2 separate regions of the Homo sapiens genome follow, and region 2 is linked to region 1. Evidence: chromatin loops called from intact Hi-C (ENCODE). Cell type or tissue: psoas muscle. All regions are shown on one strand.

The links. A loop is a pair of places that touch in the nucleus more often than their neighbours do. Peaks named below come from ENCODE experiments on the same cell type or tissue, not always from the same donor. Only the 100,000 strongest peaks of a DNase experiment are listed, where the experiment ranks them.
Region 2: a loop joins it to region 1, with 4 times the contacts of the local background. A loop is called at or near these places in 106 of 110 quality-filtered maps.

What each region holds. Positions count from the first base shown.
Region 1 is chr16:55,696,045-55,698,544 of GRCh38, forward strand. It overlaps SLC6A2 (solute carrier family 6 member 2), which reads left to right. Exons shown (of 15, transcript NM_001172501.3): 9 at 181-293; 10 at 1,853-1,981; 11 at 2,425-2,500. Among named protein-coding and RNA genes, the nearest start is that of SLC6A2, 41 kb to the left of the region's middle. In psoas muscle, no CTCF peak of the experiment used is centred here; no DNase peak of the experiment used is centred here.
Region 2 is chr16:55,479,040-55,481,539 of GRCh38, forward strand. It overlaps MMP2 (matrix metallopeptidase 2), which reads left to right and starts at 159. Exons shown (of 13, transcript NM_004530.6): 1 at 159-593. The coding sequence starts at 441. In psoas muscle, no CTCF peak of the experiment used is centred here; DNase peaks (open chromatin) are centred at 162 and 1,482; H3K4me3 peaks cover 2,295 bases; H3K27ac peaks cover 963 bases; H3K27me3 peaks cover 2,500 bases.

The sequences.
Region 1 (2,500 bases):
GTCAACCTCTCCGATGCACAGGTGAGCTGTAAGTTCATGCTGATTTCATCTGTTATCTCTAAACCTGTGTTCTGTCCGCCCACACATGACCGAACAATTGGGCCCCCAGATACTCCCCTATCATGTGCAGCTCAGACCAATGGTTTCAGCCATTGATGAGGTCCTTGATGTTTCTTACAGGAGCTGGCCTAGTGTTCATCCTGTATCCAGAGGCCATTTCTACCCTGTCTGGATCTACATTCTGGGCTGTTGTGTTTTTCGTCATGCTCCTGGCGCTGGGCCTTGACAGCTCAGTGAGTGACCCTGCTTAGGATACCTATCCCCCATCCCACTGGGCCTGACCCCCTTCCCCAACACACAGTGCTGGGCCTGAAGTTCCCACTATTCAAACACCAGGTTAACAGTTGTTTCCAGAAGGCCCTATTTAAATGCAGACAAAAAAAGTGAGTCCTCACTCAAAAAGATAAGACTTAGGCCATAGCCAAGAACCATAGGAACCCCTTTGACATCTTGGAAATCCAAAAGAAGAGGCTTCAGATAAGCCAGCCCCACACTGTCCTCTTGCAGGTGGGGAAATGATTCAGAGGCAACACAGATAAAATCTTGTGCTCTAAACAAGCATTTTCTCATTATATTTTATTATCAATAATCAATAGGCCAGGCATGGTGGCTCACTCCTATAATCCCAGGGCTGTGGAAGGCTGAGGTGGAAGGATTGCTTGAGGCCAGGATGTCAAGACCAGACTGGGCAACATAGGGAGACCCCCGTCTCTATAAAAAATTTAAAAAATTAGCTGAGCATGGTGTTGTATGCCTGTAGCCCTAGCTACTCAGGAGGCTGAGGTGGGAGGATCACATGAGCCCAGGAGTTGGAGGCTGCAGTGAGCTATGATTATACCACTGCACTTCAACCTGGGTAGAGTGAGACCTGGTTTCTAAAAAACACCTCAAAACCCAAACGAACAAACAAAAACATTTTGAACCCAGTAGTTTCTTACATCCTTTTATTTTATCCAAATGTAAGATTGGATTTACTGACATCTTTTTAAATCTATGTCTACCCTTAGTACCTCATGCCTGGACATTTGCAAAAAATCTTATGGAAGGGCTGGCACTTGGTTTTCCTCCCACTGCCTTTTGCTTTCAGTCAGCAGATCTGCCAGGAGCAGGGAGTTGAGAAGGATTTTGAGGCTGCTTCTGGGCTTATAATGAAGAATACTGATTTTGATTAACAGTGTCTGCCAAGAGGAGGGGAGAGGAGAGGAGAGTGGTAGCTTGCATTCTTCTTGTCTGCCCTCACATTGTCCTCATAAGGAAGCAATCTGCCCATAGCAGTGGGATATGAGACCCTTTCAGACTCTAAGAGTCTGGAGTTTGAAGTGACCACTTTGCTTGATCATTAGAAAGGCAGCCAAAAATCCTTATCAAAAACTGCTGCCTGAAGTTCCCATCACTAGAAGCTCTTCTGCAGGAGTTGTTTCCAGAGACACTTATTGACATGTAAACGTATGACATGGGTTTTGGTGTTTTACTGCTTTCACTCCACTATCAGCTTATCTGTACCCACTCAGGCTGAGTGAGTGTCAGGAGACAGGTAGCTGTTGCGTAGGGGAGACAGGTGTTGACTTAACCCTCACCCTCTCCCACGTAGTTTCTGAGTTCTGAGTTTGCCTGAGAACAGGACAGAAATGTGACGAGAGGATGGGGAAGGCAGGACGTGCTGATTTCTCGAGAGAGGCAAGGCAGCCTACATGAGTCCTGGGCTGCAGGAGGCTCTAGGAACCCTGGGGCCTGAGACTGAGGTCCAGGGAGACCCTAATTCCTGCACCCCACCCCTCCTGGTTCCCTCCAGATGGGAGGCATGGAGGCTGTCATCACGGGCCTGGCAGATGACTTCCAGGTCCTGAAGCGACACCGGAAACTCTTCACATTTGGCGTCACCTTCAGCACTTTCCTTCTCGCCCTGTTCTGCATAACCAAGGTGAGTAGGGGCTGGGCTCTGGGTCACCTGGGGGCCTCTGAGGCCGCATTTCAATAAAGTCAAACATTCCTAGCCTTAGAACTGGGGCTGAGCTCAGGGAGAACAATGCAGGATCCAGCATCCTCAATTCAGCGGCCTGACCCACTAGGGTTAGGCCCAGTAGTCTTCTTCCATCTCTGATGCTGAGGATTCCATTCAGCCCTGTTAATTGCTTATTGACTTGAGGGGCAGCAAAAGTCCCTTTGGAACCCATCTAACTCTTTATTGGCTGAAACTGAGGTGACTGTAACGTCAATACAACAGCACCACAGCCCTATGCCCTGGGTTTTCAAATAGAGCTCCGAGCAAGTGGGACAGGGGGCAGGTAAGAGTTGACAGACACAACAATCAGTTCCCACGTTTGACCAAAGAGGGCCTCTTGGCTTCTTCTCTCCCTGTGCCAGGGTGGAATTTACGTCTTGACCCTCCTGGACACCTTTGCTGCGGGCACCTCCATCCTTTTTGCTGTCCTCATGGAAG
Region 2 (2,500 bases), 220 kb before region 1:
GTGGAGAAAGGAAAAAAGAGGAGAAAAGTGGAGGAGGGCGAGTAGGGGGGTGGGGCAGAGAGGGGCGGGCCCGAGTGCGCCCCCCGCCCCCAGCCCCGCTCTGCCAGCTCCCTCCCAGCCCAGCCGGCTACATCTGGCGGCTGCCCTCCCTTGTTTCCGCTGCATCCAGACTTCCTCAGGCGGTGGCTGGAGGCTGCGCATCTGGGGCTTTAAACATACAAAGGGATTGCCAGGACCTGCGGCGGCGGCGGCGGCGGCGGGGGCTGGGGCGCGGGGGCCGGACCATGAGCCGCTGAGCCGGGCAAACCCCAGGCCACCGAGCCAGCGGACCCTCGGAGCGCAGCCCTGCGCCGCGGAGCAGGCTCCAACCAGGCGGCGAGGCGGCCACACGCACCGAGCCAGCGACCCCCGGGCGACGCGCGGGGCCAGGGAGCGCTACGATGGAGGCGCTAATGGCCCGGGGCGCGCTCACGGGTCCCCTGAGGGCGCTCTGTCTCCTGGGCTGCCTGCTGAGCCACGCCGCCGCCGCGCCGTCGCCCATCATCAAGTTCCCCGGCGATGTCGCCCCCAAAACGGACAAAGAGTTGGCAGTGGTGAGTTGCTGCGCTGGCCTCAAGGAACCACGTTTAGACAAACTTCGGAGGCAAAGGATGGGGGTGTCTCTCCCCCTGCCCTCGGCGGTGGGCACACAGCGTGGGGGAGGGGCTTCGGTAAACAGCTTGGGGGGTCTTTGGCAAGCTATTGGAGTGATCTCTTGCAAACGGTGGGGGATCTTTTGTAAGCAAAGAAAACCTTTGATAAACAATTTGGCAACCTTCAGCATACAGCAGTGGGGCGAAAAACAAGCCAGAGAGTGGGAGAGGGGTGACCTGGCAAACTACTGGAAAGGGACTCTTATGTAAATAGCGGGGACATCCTCTAGTATCTGGGACATTTGGCGGGGGGGGGGGGCGGTCTTTGTAAACAACTTTTGGACACATCTGGGCAGTTGCTAAGGGCTCTTGCCAAGCGTCTAGGTAAGCCTTTGGCAAACAGCTACAGGGGTCGTTTTTGCTAATGTAGGACTTTGGGAACGGTGCTCTGGCACACAATTTGGGTAAACTTATGCGCGCATAAGGATGGGAGGGAGCTTGGTCAAAGCGGGGCTTGGCAAATTTCTAGGAACCTTCGGCACAGATCCGGAGAGGGACCTTTAAACAAACAGCTCGAGGGGGCCATTTGGGAAGTGATTGGGGCAGGAGGGAAGCAGAGAGCGCATCTTTTTTCTCCTGGCTTAATGGACAAATTGGTCAAGGGCTGGGCCTCGGAAAGTTTCCTCGAACTTCTCCAAAGGGTCGGAGAAAAGAAGGAGAGAGCTGGCCCGGCAGGAGGGAGGAGGAGTGGGGCAGGCGCTGGAGGGCCCGGCGCGTGGGGCGGGGGCGGACTGCGCTCCGCTCGGGTCGGAGAGCGGCCAGAGAGCCCTCCTTCCTGGCTGGGCTCCCAAACCGCGGTTCAGATGTTGTCTTGTGAGCGTGCGCGCGCCTGGCTGGAGGGGCACTGAGCCTGGCCGCAGTGTTGCGTAAGTAGGGCCTGAGGAGAGAGGCAGGCCAGGGACCCATCAAGATGTCCTTTCCAGTCCAGGGGATATCTGCTCCCTTGTTGCTTCAGCCACCCTGCCCTCCAGCCTCCCCCTCAACCTGTCCGGGAGAAGACGCCCATGCCCTCTGGTCACCCTAGGAACTCCTTCAGGAGGTGACAACTACCCTCTCCCAACTCTCACCCTTCCAAACAGCTAGGTCTCAGCCCCCTCTGGATAGATGGGTTGGGAAACCTCCATACATTTTTAGAGGGCTACTTTTTTCAAGGATCTGGAGCTGGCTGGCATAATGATGTGGCTGTTGGGTGGGGGTGAGAGTGGAGCTTTGGGACAATGACAAAGCTACTTGGTTTCCTACACCTTTTCCAGCCAATGGGTCACAGGATGAACCCCTAAATTGGGGTTCAGCCTGGGGGCCACATGGGTTCTTGGCTTGCACAGGAAGGAATTCAAGAGCGAGCCAACAGAGTAAAGTGAAAACAAATTTATTAAGAAGGTAAAGGAATAAAAGGGTGATTATTCCATAGACAGAGCAGGGAATGGGCTGCTGGACTGAGTATACATATGGTTATTTCTTGATTATATGCTAAACAAGGGGTGGATTATTTAAGAGTTTTCCAGAAAAAGGGTGGGGAGTTCCTGGAACCGAGGGTTTCTCTCCCTTTTAGACCATATAGGGTAACTTCTCAATGTTGCTATGGCATTTATAAACTGTCACAGCGCTGGTGGGAGTGTCTAATGTATTTAACATGCTAATACATTATAATTAGCATATAATGAGCAGTGAGGACGACTAGAGGTCACTTTCATTGCAGTCTTGGTTTGGGTGGGCTTTCTCCAGCTTCTTTACTGCATCCTGTTTTATCATAGGGGTCTTTGTGACCCGAACTGTATATGGTGAAATCAGTCCTACCAACCTCCTGT